Linked DNA regions of Homo sapiens: region 2 is linked to region 1. Evidence: chromatin contacts called from ENCODE Hi-C data. All regions are on one chromosome and are shown on one strand. The core of a region is the stretch at or near the end of the contact, and the rest is flanking DNA. Distances in the headings are between cores, read along the strand shown.

The links. Hi-C counts contacts between places; a loop is a spot of excess contacts on that map. Pooled maps may share reads with other maps.
Region 2: a loop to region 1 is called in a map of HCT116, with 2.3 times the contacts of the local background. The contact joins two enhancer-like sites. A Hi-C loop is called at or near these places in 2 of 168 maps with a recorded cell type or tissue (HCT116 and mammary epithelial cell) and 4 of 50 pooled maps.

Annotation. Positions count from the first base shown.
Region 1 is chr3:42,545,290-42,552,104 of GRCh38, reverse strand. SEC22C (SEC22 homolog C, vesicle trafficking protein) reads left to right here. Exons shown (of 7, transcript NM_032970.4): 7 at 1-4,136. Among named protein-coding and RNA genes, the nearest start is that of VIPR1-AS1, 16 kb to the right of the region's middle. Within about 2 kb of position 4,469, at least 7 of the 41 ENCODE cell types and tissues checked have a DNase peak (open chromatin) inside an H3K27ac peak, as active enhancers do.
Region 2 is chr3:42,825,063-42,831,877 of GRCh38, reverse strand. All of the region lies in intron 2 of ACKR2 (atypical chemokine receptor 2), which reads right to left. Among named protein-coding and RNA genes, the nearest start is that of ACKR2, 19 kb to the right of the region's middle. Within about 2 kb of position 2,522, at least 6 of the 41 ENCODE cell types and tissues checked have a DNase peak (open chromatin) inside an H3K27ac peak, as active enhancers do.

The sequences.
Region 1 (6,815 bases), core at 3,220-5,719:
CAGTTTTCCAAAATATGGTTCTGGATAAGATCCCTTAGGTTTCCCGAAATTTCAGCCTGGCTTGTTTTGTACCACGCAGGAGGTCATTTTGGGAGTTTGCTCTTTGGATTGTTCTTGGTAGAAGTCTGGAATCTGAATAGTTCAACCACAGTTGCATGGAACACTTTGAGTGTTCAACTGCATTATGTGGTCTTGATAAATTTTTAAAAATCCTATTTTGATAGTTTTTAAAAGTGGAAAACCATTACAAGAGTTGAGTGGATAGGGAATGTAAGAATGTAGTTTTAGAAAAATTCAATTATATTTGGTTATCACTGGTATTGTATTGTTATTGAGCTACCTTGTTATCATTTTAAGAAAAATAAGTTTATATACTGGGAACTATGTTGGGAAAATGTTGCCATAGTAACTTTATTTTTTATAATAGAATTTTCTATTTTTGACCAAACATAAAATATTTGGATATGGGCCAGGCATGATGGCTCATGCCTGTATTCCCAGCACTTTGGAAGGCCAAAGCAGGAGACTCGGTTGAGGCCAGTAGTTTGAGACCAGCCTGGACAACATAGTAAGATTCATCTCTACAAAAAAAAAAATTAGCCGGATGTGATGGCACATGCCTGTAATCCCAGCACTTTGGGAGTCTGAGGCAGGAGGATCCCTTGAGTCCAGGAGTTTGAGGCTTCCATGAGCTATAATCACACCACTGCACCCCAGCCTGCATGACAGAGTGAAACCCTGTCTCTAAAAAGTCTGAATATGAAAATTATATTGGCAGCATACTCAGACATAAACTCCAAAGTTGTCTCTACACTGATTTCACATCTGCATAATTTTCTGCATACCCAGCAGGTGAATTTTCAGTTTTTCTGGGAGACAATTTTGAAGAGATGGTGAAATAGAATGGGAAGTTAAGGAGGGGAGGTAAAATGTTTTAAATGAGAAGAACAAAAAAGCTTTAAAAGTCAATAACACTTTGGGAAGCTGAGGTGGGCAGATCACGAGGTCAAGAGATCGAGACCATCCTGGCTAACATGGTGAAACCCCATCTCTACTAAAAATACAAAAATTAGCTGGGCACGGTGGCTTGTGCCTGTAGCCCCAGCTACTCAGGAGGCTGAGGCAGGAGAATCTCTTGAACCCGGGAGGTGGAGGTTGCAGTGAGCCGAGATCGAGCCACTGCACTCCAGCCTGGTGACAAAGCAAGACTCCGTCTCAAAAAAAAAAAAAAAAAAAGTCGGTAAGAACGGCTTAAAAATGGACTGTTTTCTTTTCCTATGTGGCATTGGGTTGCCATGTAGACCTGTACCCCAGGTGCTTTGGGCATCTGAGCCTATGATCCATATTCAGCAGGCAGTAAAGAAACGGTCCTTGAAGATGAGTCCTTCCTGGTAATGCTTCCTGACCACCGAGGCACTACCAGAGATGTTATCCACACCAGGTCGAATGTGTGGATATCAGTTAACATCTACATGGGGTGAGATTGACTTTTGCAAACAAAAGGGAAAAGATGCACTAGAAAAACAGTACAAGTAATGACCACAAAAACATTGTTTGACTGAAATCCAGCTAGCTAAAAGAATCCTCAGCTCACTGAAGGAAGAGACTGAAAATAGGAAAGAAGTTCTGGTGATTTCATCCGAGGGAAATCCCCAGGCTTAGGTTTGACTTGGTTCAGGGTTGGAGGTTTATAGCCTCTTGTGTGATCCTTGATACCAGCAAACTGGTTCCAAATCCCAGGAGTTATCCTCACTCCACCATGGACTCACTGTTGTTGTAGCACTTTTGTTTTCCCAGTAGTTAAATGCTACCTGTGCAGCTGACATCACTGGACTAGATCTGGGAATAGATGAAATAATGTTGAAAACAAAACTTTAGAGGTGCCTTCTGGTATCAGATGCTGCAAGGCCTTGAGCATCAGAGTGTGTTAAGTCCCATCTACTGTATCAAGGCCAGAGTGTGGCTCCATGCTCTTAGGAAGGGTTTCCCAACCACGGGGCCAGAGCCCAAAAGGTTTCCCCTTCCCTAATATGCTAATGAACGAAACATGTAAATCTGTTTTCCCCTGTTAGGCTAGTCTTACTGTGATGAGAAGTGTACCTGGCTTTCCTTTTCCTGGGTGGAGACAGCTGGGGCATATTCGGGTGGCATTCCCTCTCAGTACCAGAGGCCCCACTGCCTGCAGCTGGAGGCATGTGACCATAAGCTCCTGCTTTTGCTTTTTGGGCTTGCATCCCTCTTTTCTGTGAACTCTGGAGAATGCTGGAATTAAAACATTTAAGCATTTTGATTAAATGAGCTTGAGCTCCTCTGTTCTTTTCTAGGTGCTCTTGTTCTCCAACTCTCCTGCCTCTTTCTACCTCTGCCCTATACATTCCAGCTCTGGAGACAGAGTCTGAAACTGGAGTCTCTGGAGGGATGAGAAAACCATCTTTAATTGTAACAAATGGGGTGGGTAGACGAGCTTCAGAGTGGGAGCAGATTGCATTGAGGTTCAACTCTCCCACCCATGCCTGGGAGTCAAGTCTTGGAGAGGAGTAACACTTGGTGGTCAGCACAGCTCAGAGTCAGAGACAATAGCCAGCAGGCCAGCAAGGCTGGCTGTGTGAGGCACAGGAAGCAGGGCATAGGTAGGGAGCAGAGCTGGGGGTTCTCTCTCTGCTGGAAGATAGCAGCTGCCCCTTGGCATATGGGGGTTGCACACTGCACCTTGTAGCCAGGGCTGCTATTTGCTGTTCTGTGAAGGAGTTGGCCACTCATTGTGACATGCAGGACAGTGGCCTTCTGAGAACCTGCTGCTTGCTTGCATAGTGCAGCACAAGTGAGGACAGGCAGGGGTGGGAGCATTTATGGTGATCAGATGTGCCTGGCAAGCCCCTGTTCAGACATTGCTCACATTCCAAATGTTTTCGTGTAGAATATTGCACAGGTCTGGGGACGCTCTACCTGTGCCCTGTGAGTGTTAATAATGGTGGAGAAAGAGTGTAGCTGTGCCCTTGAGAGAGAAGGTGAGGGAAAGAGTGCACCAGTCAGCTGACCGTCAGCTGGCTAGGCTCTTCACTGAGTCCTATGTCGCAGTGCACAAATCACTGCCCATCAGGCCTCAGTTTCCTCATCTGGTAAATGGTGATAACATCAATCTGCCCCCCCGCCAGGGTGCTGTTATGAGGGTCAAAAGTGGTAGTGGAGGGTAATACTGGGTGAGTCCATTGTGTGTGGGAGGAGAAAGGCTTTACATTCACCTGGTACATGAAGGTTTTTCTGCTTCAGGCAGCACAGCACAGCCATTTCTTCTGGCCTTTACAAAAAGGCATTTTGTTATACTACAGTGTAAACCTCATTTTTTTCACTCCAAAAGGTAGCAGCCCCTCTTCTTCCCACCCTGGACCTGCCTTTCACTCCCTGGGCACAGAGCGCATGGTACCATTGATGTTTGGTTTATTCCAGGATCCAAGGAGCTGGTTCTGCTGGTTGGACCAAACCTCGTGAGCCAGCCACCCCTGACCCAAATGAGGAGAGCTCTGATTCTCCCATCCGGGAGCAGTGATGTCAAACTTCTGCTGCTGGGGAAATCTCATCAGCAGGGAGCCTGTGGAAAAGGGCATGTCAGTGAAATCTGGGAATGGCTGGATTCGGAAACATCTGCCCATGTGTATTGATGGCAGAGCTGTTGCCCACAAGCGCCTTTTATTTAGGGTAAAATTAACAAATCCATTCTATTCCTCTGACCCATGCTTAGTACATATGACCTTTAACCCTTACATTTATATGATTCTGGGGTTGCTTCAGAAGTGTTATTTCATGAATCATTCATATGATTTGATCCCCCAGGATTCTATTTTGTTTAATGGGCTTTTCTACTAAAAGCATAAAATACTGAGGCTGATTTAGTCAGGGCAAAACCATTTACTTTACATATTCGTTTTCAATACTTGCTGTTCATGTTACACAAGCTTCTTACGGTTTTCTTGTAACAATAAATATTTTGAGTAAATAATGGGTACATTTTAACAAACTCAGTAGTACAACCTAAACTTGTATAAAAGTGTGTAAAAATGTATAGCCATTTATATCCTATGTATAAATTAAATGAGGTGGCTTCAGAAATGGCAGAATAAATCTAAAGTGTTTATTAACATGTGTCTTTGCACTTATGTGAAAAATTCCGAGTTATGGATCCTTTGCTAGACAGTGTGATGTGGGCCTGACATAATGGGAGGGGGTTGTTGAAAGAAGTGAAAGTCAGGTCATCTTGTCCAGTGAGGCCTAGACAGGCGCAAGGGCTCAAATAGTCTTTAGTACTAACCCCCAACCAAAATAGCAGTCACAACAATGCCCTGGGGGCTGGGAGGCCTCCCCAGTTTGCAGGCTCTGCCCCTGCCCTGCTATGTGCAGCAGGCACTTTCCGTGCTCCGCGTTTTGGGCTCTTGTCTACTGTGAAGGTGAAGTTTCATCTCCCAGGACCAGCCTGACCACAGAATGGCCACCAGGGGGCGCAGCTGCCGGCCACCTCCTCAGGTTTCCAGCCAAGGGAAGGTGGCCTTTAGCAAAGGCTGTTCCTATAGCAGCTAATAAAATTCCCAGAAAGAAAGCAAATGCACTATCCTCTCCTGACCATCCTCTAAACACATTGGGGAATTCACTCTCCAAGAGTCTCTGCACCATCTGTCCTGAATCAGAATCTTTTGGAGGAAGGCAGTGACTTCCAAAATAAACATCTGAGTTATTGGGTGCTGGGATTTGGTAGTTGATAGTTTTCAGACACCATCTGCTTTAACCACTTTTTTGCTCAGGTTGAGAAGCTGAGGCTTGTTCTAGGGAGCCAGTGACAGTAAAGTTTGGAGCTCTGTTTCCCCTGAGGAGGAAACAAGTGGCTGTCCCCCACTTGGCAATACCCACAAAGAATAAAAGATGTTCCTTCTATGCCAGGAGGGCTGGATGAGAAGTTCTGGCTGGTGAGTTGCCTTCTTTTTTCTTGGGGCCTACCCCTTGAAGGGGCCCAGGTAGCAGAAGTGCTACCTGACAGCTGCCAAGCATCTTTGGGCAGTGCTAGTGGAGGAGAGGCTCTAAGGAGCCCACCTGGCTCTGCTGAGTCAGCACCAAGACATTGCTGGGATCAAATGTGGTCGGCAAATTCTGTGGAATACATTGAAGAACTTGAAGATTATCTTTGTGGCTTGTGGTGGAAAAGGACTTCTTAAGTCAAATGTGGACGGCAAAATCTGTGGAATATGTTGCAGAACTTGAAGATTATCTTTGTGGCTTGTGGCGGAAAAGGACTGCCTTAAGGCAAAATGATTGATGAATTTGACTATATACAAATAAGGATTTCATGGGCAAAGTTAAAAGAATGGGAGGAGATATTTATGATGCCAGAAACCACTAAGGGATTAATAACAGAAGAAATTCCTGTAAATCAGCAAGTAAGAGCAACCCCACTAGAAAATGTGCAGACAATTAACAGAAGAGAAAACGTAAAAAGCTAATAAGCATATGAAGAGATTTTAAATCATTAATACACATTCAAACAACAATAAGACCACCTCACACCTATGAGTTTGGCAAATCTTGCAAAGCTCTATGGCACTAAGTGCAAGAGGGAGTGTGGAGATGCAGGACTTCGTGCGAGGTGGCAGTGAGTAGAGAGGCACGGCCAATCTGCAGAGCCATGCCACTGTTAAGAGCTGAATTCTGTTCCCCCAAAATTCACATGTTGAAGTCCCAACCCATGAGAAAATAAATGTCTGCTTAAACCACCCAGACTGTGCTACTTTGTTAGGGCAGCCTAAACAAACTAATACAGCCTACTTACCCAAGTTAAGAGTGCACACCTTGTGAAGTGGAAATTTGACTTCTGGTTATTTGTCCCAGGAAAATTCTTATACAGATCCTCAAGGGGACATGTTCATTGAAGACTTACTGGTGTTGGTGGAAAGCAATCTGTGTATCCATCATGGAAAGAAAGTGTGCAGGCTCACCACGGAGCACCACGATGCAGGCAGATGTACCAGATTTAGATGTAACATCACATGGATGAATCCTCAAAACTTAGAGCTGAGTGAAAAACCACCGTTATATGATAAGAAATATATGCATACAAGACCATAAAATATTTTGTGAGGATATATGCGAAAAGATACATGTTAAATACACTTGAATGGCTGCTTACAAGGGACCAGGAGCTTGGGAGTTAGGTATAGGGATAATAAGGAATTGTTTTAAAAAGAGGGTTGCTTGTGTCAGCAGTCAGTTATGAGAGCTCTGGGAGAATGGGGTGGGCCTGCATTTCCCCTGGGAGATCTTGTCCTGGCCTTGCCCAGCCCTGCAGTTGACATGACAAGGTTAAGAAGGCTGGCCTTTGGGGCTCTAAAGCCCCATATGCTGCCAGAGTGTTTAAGCCTGCACAGGGCTGCAGTGGTGGGGGAAGGGGCGGGGAAACAAGCCTGGGGTTATATTGGTCAGGGAAGGCTCTGGAAGCCATGGGGGGCTTGGGTGGGGAAGAGCATAGAGGAGAGACTCCAGAGGGGAAAGTGGGCAGGGGGAGCTGGTTCTGACCCCCAAGCCACTAGGGACTCTCCTTCCCATATTCGAGCCGTCTGACCAGCAGTTTCCTGGTCAAGACTTTCCCATATGAGGCACTCAGCTAAAGGGCTCTCATGAGGACAAGGAACACAGCTGCAGGGGGACAGAGGTGCCCTCAAGGCAATTTCTTCCTCCTAACCCAGAAATATCCTGTTCTGGCCACAGAGCCCAGAGTGTGGGCCTGGGGAAGTGAAGCCAGAGGCGGGTCGGGGTGGGAGGAATAAAGGTGACCA
Region 2 (6,815 bases), core at 1,273-3,772, 280 kb before region 1:
TAGTAATTGCATTTTTGGCATCATGGTCCATGAAAGGAGAGTCAGGAGACAGTAACCACAGTAAGTTGAACAGGGAAAGTTTAATATAAAGATGTATTGACTATTTGAAGAGAAGTAACTACTACAAGAGAATTGAAGAGAACTCTAAAGAACATCCTAGGCAGAGGGAGACTACTTACAAAAGTACTAATTTGGAAGAGAAGGGAGCCCTGCCCCAAAGCTAGGATGCAGACCTCCTTTGAGAGGGTGCGATTGCAGCTACTGGATGGCACAGATGTTCAACTGGGTTGCCCTAGATGGAGCTCATCCACACTCAGCAGCTGGGGCTAGCAGGCAGGAAACTATGGGTCAAAACTGGCAAGCAGCATCCTGGGCAACTGAAGCTGGAGGGCAAGAAACCACTGCCATTGGCCAATGAAATTAGCCCTCCAGCGCCCCCTGCTGATAAAGTTTAGCATCATGCCAGCTGGCAAAGAAGAAATGTTTTAACGTCACAAAGCAATGAAGGTTGGATTTGAAACAGGCAGGCATTAAGTGACAAAAGGTACACCTCCTTTAAAGGTGGGGGGTCTGCTGTTTTGCTCTTGGGATATTTTTAACAGGTCCATAAGAGACTTTTCACTGAAAAGAATTTTCCCAACATCACTAAGGAGGTTTTGCAACTTCTCCTAGGTGAGCGTGGCAGTCTCGGATTTCACCTTTTATTTTTTGTTTTTCAACCCATCTCGCACACTGATAGCCTTTTACTCTTTAAGCCTCGTCTTCTCACAAATCTCTGGCTCCATCTGGCCACGATGAGAGTTTCTGTTTTTCTTTTTCTTTTCTTCTCTTTTTTTTTATTTTTTTTGCCTGAAGTTTAATTTCAGAAAATTATAGTCCCAGGATCACTCTCAGAAAACCACAGGTTTTTAGTCATTTCTGGTACACCAATCCCAAATTATACAGAAAAAAGACCAAAATGTTTAAAATTAACTGACTTGGGGGAGGTTGGAGTTCCCTTCCTCATGCAGACCGGAGCATCCATAGAATGTCTATCTAGCCTAAGGGGATATAGAATGCACCTGATTTTGAGGGGTCTGGGAAGAGAGGGATAAAGAGAGGCCACACAGTCCAACCAACACCCCAGCAGATTCAGTTTCTGATGCTTGCCTGAAGCAACAAAGACTTTCTGAAAATAAAAAAAAAAAGAAAAGAAAAAAGGCAGAACTTACACCTCATCACCAGGAGACAAAGGCAGGGAGGGGGACTTGAAAGAAACACATTACAGGATTTCACCAGCGGGGAGCTTCTTGTGTCCTGCACTACACCTCTTCTCCTCTCAGAGTCACTATTGCTCCATATCTTGTTTTCAATATGCCAAATTTGGGGGAGGGGACAGACAAAATTTTAAAACAAGATTTTGCCACTTTTAGGGGTTGCATTACAGAATGAAGGAAGAGGAAAGAAGAGTTTATCAATCAAAGGCTGGGCGTGGTGGCTCATGCCTGTAATCCCAGCCCTTTGGGAGGCTGAGGCAGGGAGATAACTTGAGGCCAGGAGTTCAAGACCAACCTGACCAAGAGGGTGAAACCCCCATCTCTATTTTAAAAAAAAATTAAATAAATAAGAAGTGCTTATCAATCAGAGGCTAACGACCAGCATCCTCCAATTCCTTAGACATACTTCCTTTGATACAGGAATACTATCTAAGACCCCCTCTATGATTGCCACATGGTCATTGGAGGAGGAGAGGCCTTGGGACAGTTAGGCAGGAAAGAGGAAGCCTCATAACATTCAGGAAGAGAAATATGAACCCTGTTATAAGGGGTATTTGAAAGAGGGTATTGAAAACAAGTCCCAATATTTGTTTAGTAAATATTAGACATCTATGAAAGAATCACAATGTTTGTTAGTTCAGAGTTTAGGTTTTGGAATATGAGACCTGAAACTGGATTATGGGGGCTGATTTTCTTTTGAGAATAGGGTCATGTAGGATGACCTGCTGCCCCTAAACTCTTCTTGCCTCTACGCATGTACCCCGGTGCCCTTTGCAGTCAAGGTACAGCCCCTTCAAGTTTTCCCATGTTCTGTTTTGTGTCTCATTTGCCTCTCAGTTGGCATGAAGACTAAAAGAGTTACGTCACATGGCAGAGGACAGAGTGCAGATGCAAGGGGTTGATGGTCAAGAGGTCCCTCTCCTAGTCCCAACTGTGCTATAGGAAGAAGGGCAAGCCCCAATCCTCTTTAGGCCACAGGGTCCCTATCTATAAAATTAGAGAGGGTACAACTCCACGGCCCTATCGGAAAAGTGATAGGATGAGTGACCCGAGGGAGCTAGAATATGGGGGAAAGGTGACAAGAATGAGCAGCAGAGCCAAGAGCTCATGGCCTGATCTCCTGGTAGGAACATTAGGGAAAGTGACTCACCCTGGGCCAACCAGAATTGCCCCTCATTCCTGGCCTACCACTCCCATTTTCTCCCTTCACTTCTTTGGGAAGAGAATTTCTGATGAGTCAGAGATGGTTTACCTTTGTCACTAGCTCAATAGGGGCTATTGCCTGGAACAGAGTAATGTGGATAATTCATTTGCATCTAGTGAGCTAATATTGTTTGGAAGCTGACACACCTATGTGGACTTATGAACAGCAATTTTCCTGTGCCATGCCTCTACCAAAGTCCACGTTTGCCACCTTCTGGTATTTTTGCATTGATGAAATGTGTATCTTACACATTCCAACCTCTGTGGCCTTTTACTCACCCTCATTTTCTTCTCCCCTTCTCTCCATCCAAAGATCGCCCATTCTTTCACCCTGTTCAAGTCCACTCTATACCAGGACACCTGCTCTGTTCCTTTTCTAACTCTTTAATTCCGTCCAATTTCAGATGGCTTGATGCTCCCCTCTCCCAGGAGTGTTTTGCCCTAAACTGACTGTCAATAAATGTGACCATGATGATCACAATAAAGATATCACTCATTTAGTCCACTAATATATACAACTATGGGCCTGCTCTTATATTATCCTCCTATTTCATTTAATGTGTGCTACCATAATTGCAGGTATTGTACTTCACATTATGATTCTATTTTCAGAGGTTACTAGAGAAAAGAGTTTGCAGTCTGTCTTGATAACCTTCTTCATCACACTGTATTCTTGAAAAGAATCCCCTGATTAGCCCCCCAAATCATCAGTCTTTGTCCTGAATTAGACAGAATAAAGTGTCTAACTGGCATGTGAGATAAATTCGCCGCTCCAAATCTCCATATCTCCAAATCTCATCCTCAGACCTTCCCAGAACATTCACAGACAGGTAGGCACTAGGAGAATAATAAGTCTCAGAAAACATTCCTTTTGGTTCCCCTTAAAACAAGATGTTGCCACTTTTAGGGGCTGCATTGTGGAAGGAAGGAAGGGAGAAGAAAGAAGTGACCTTCTCACAGTCACTTGATCTGACTTTCCTTATCTGAAATCAAAATATAATGCAAGCTGGCCAGGCGCGGTGGCTCACGCCTGTAATCCTAACACTTTGGGAGGCCAAGGCAGGTGGATCACCTGAGGTCAGGAGTTCAAGGCTAGCCTGACCAACATAGTGAAACCCCATCTCTACTAAAAAATACAAAAATCAGCTGGGCGTGGTGGCAGGCATCTGTAATCCCAGCTACTTGGGAGGCTGAGGCAGGAGAATCACTTGAACCCTGGAGGCAGAGATTGCAGTGAGCAGAGATTGCACCACTGCACTCCAGCCTGGGTGACAGAGCAAGACTCTGTCTCAGAAAAGAAAAGAAAAGAAAAGAAAAAAAAAAAAATATATATATATATATATAATGCAAGCATCCTTTGACATATCCTCCTGGGATTAGAATTTATGACTACAGCTCTTTCCTTTCCCTGTTGACTTTACACATGATTTTGCAGGCTTATGGTTTATTTTATGGAGAAGACTGAAGGGTGTGTGGTAGCTAAAGGGCAATTCATTTTTCTTGCTCTGCCCAAAGTTAGCAAACAACCATCAACAAGTCCTAAATGGGAGTGTGGGGGCGTCTCCCTGTGGGTGAGAGTGTCCACGCACAGGCTGGATGATGACTAGAAATCAGAAACCCTGAGGGCTGTTCCAGCCTCACAATTCCACAAGCCTCTTTCCCACGCATGGGGAGAGAGACAAAGTGAACAAGTCCAATCCCCTAGTGCCTTCATCTTGGCACTTGGTCAAATCTTGTCTTAAAGGTTTCCTACATTGGTATCTCGTAGATCTCTTAACTAAAATGTAGGTTCCCCAGAGGCAGAGTACACTGCCTTGCTTCTCCTTATCCATAATCCATTGTAGGTAGTTTATGGCTCTGGATTGACAAAGTGCTCAATAACCAGCAGATTCTTTCAGCCTTTCGATGACATGCTTTAAAGTTACCACTAGAAGTAAGGTTTCAGTGATATGGAGATACAGTTACAACATGGCTCTGCACAAAGAAACCCATAACATCAGAATTTAGAAAGACTGAATTGGAATAAAAGTTATAATACAGTTATAGGTGTTGGCAGAATTATAGAAATTCAAATGAAGAAACTACATTTTACTTAGGGAGATGGATTAAGAAATATTTGACACAAGAAATCCTTTGGACCTGTGACTCAAAGAATGAATAATGTTTAACCAGGTGAAAAGTGAATACCTAAAACTGATATAAGTAAGACACTCCACCCAACAACTGCAAAATACATGTTCTTCTCAGGTGCACATACAGCATTCTCCAGGACAGAGAATATGTTAGGCCATATAACAAGTCTCAATGCATTCAGAAGAACTGAAACCATATATAATATCTTCTCCAACCATAATGGAATTAAACTCAATCAATAACAGAAGGAAAAATTTGGGGAATTCAAAACCATGTGGAAATTAAACAACACACTCCTAAATAACCAATGGGTCAAAGAAGAAATCACAAGGGAGATTAGAAAATACTTTGAGATGAATGAAAACAAAAATAAAATGTACCAAACTTATGGGACATAGTAAAAGCAATGCTTAGAGAGAAATGTGAATACAGATATTTTTAAAAAGAGACCCCAATTCAGTAAACTAACTTTTCGCCTATGATTCTGGAAAAAGAAGGGCAAACTAAACTGAAAGCAAGCAAAAATAAAGACAAAATAAATATTGGAGTACAAATGAATGAGAGAATATGAATACAATAGAGAAAATCAACAAAACCAAAGGTTGTTCTTGGAAAACATCAGCAAAACTGACAAACTTTTAACTAATTGACTAAGAAAAAAGGGAGAAGACTCTAATTGCTAAAATCAGAAATAAAAGAGAGAGAATCACTATAGAAAAAAAGATTATAAGAAAATACTATGAACATCTGTATGCCAATAAATTAGATAATTCATATGAACAAATTTCTAGAAAGACATAAACTACCAAAACTCTCTCAAGAGGAAAAAGAAAATCTGAATAGACCTATAACAAAGAAAGGAATTTCATTAGTAATCAAAAAATGTCCCACAAAGAAAAGCCCAGAACCAGATGACTTCACTGGTAAATTCTACCAAATGTTTAAAGAATTACCACTAATCCTCTCAAACTCTTTCAAAAAACAGAAGGGGAAGAAACATTTCCCAACTCATTCTATGAGTCCAGTATTACTCTGATACAAAAACCCAACAAAGACATCACAAGAAAAGAACACTACACACCAATATCCCTTATGGACCATATATAGATTCTCAGACACACACAACTCCCTAAACAACATACTAACAACCCAAATCCAACTACAGATATAACGGGTTATACACCATGACTAGTTAAGCTATTTGCCAGGCATGCAAGGTTAAACCGTTCAACATCCGAAACTCAAACAATGTAAGACAACATATGAAAAGAATAAAGGACAAAAACCACATGATCACCTTAACAGATGCAGAAAGAACATTTGGTAATCTTCACCACCTTTCCTGATTGAAAAAAAAAAAAAATTCAATAAACTAGGGAACATCCTCAACCTGATTAATGGTATCTACAAAAAAAAAAAACAAAAAAAAAAAAACCCAGAGCTAACATCACACTTAATGGTAAAAGACTGAAATCTTCCCCCTCCCTACCTCAGATCACAAACAAAACAAAGATGCCCACTTTCACCACTTTTATTTGACATTGTACTGGCATTTCTAGTCAGAGCAGTTGTGCAAGAAAAATAAAAAGCATTTGCACTGGAAAGGAAGCACTGAAATTTCCTCTATTGGCAGATTACATGATTTTGTATATAGAAAATCCTAAGAAATACACACACACACACGCACACACACACACACACACACACATCAGAGCTAACAAGTTATCTCAGCAACATTCAGGATACAAGATCAATATACAAAAAGCAACTGTATTTCTATAAACTAAAAAGAAATTAAGAAAACTATTATATCTACGATAACATCAGAAAAAATAAGATACCTAGGAATAAATTTAACAAATGAAGTGCAAGGCCTATACACTAAAAACTGTAAAACATCATGGAAAGAAATTAAAGTAGACCTAAGTAAGTGGAATTACATTTCATGTTCACGGATTGGAAGACTAAAGGTTGTTAAGAGGGATGTACTCCCTTCATTGATCTACAGATTCAACACAATCCCAATCAAAGTTGCAACTGCATTTTTTACAGAAACAGACATGCTTATTATAAAATTCGCATGGAAATGCAAGGAACCCAGAATAGCCAAAACAACTTTGAAAAAGGACAAAGTTGGACTCACACTTCTTTTTTCAAAACTTACTACAAAGTCACAGTAATCAAGACTGTGTAGTACTGATATCAGAATAGTCATATAGATCA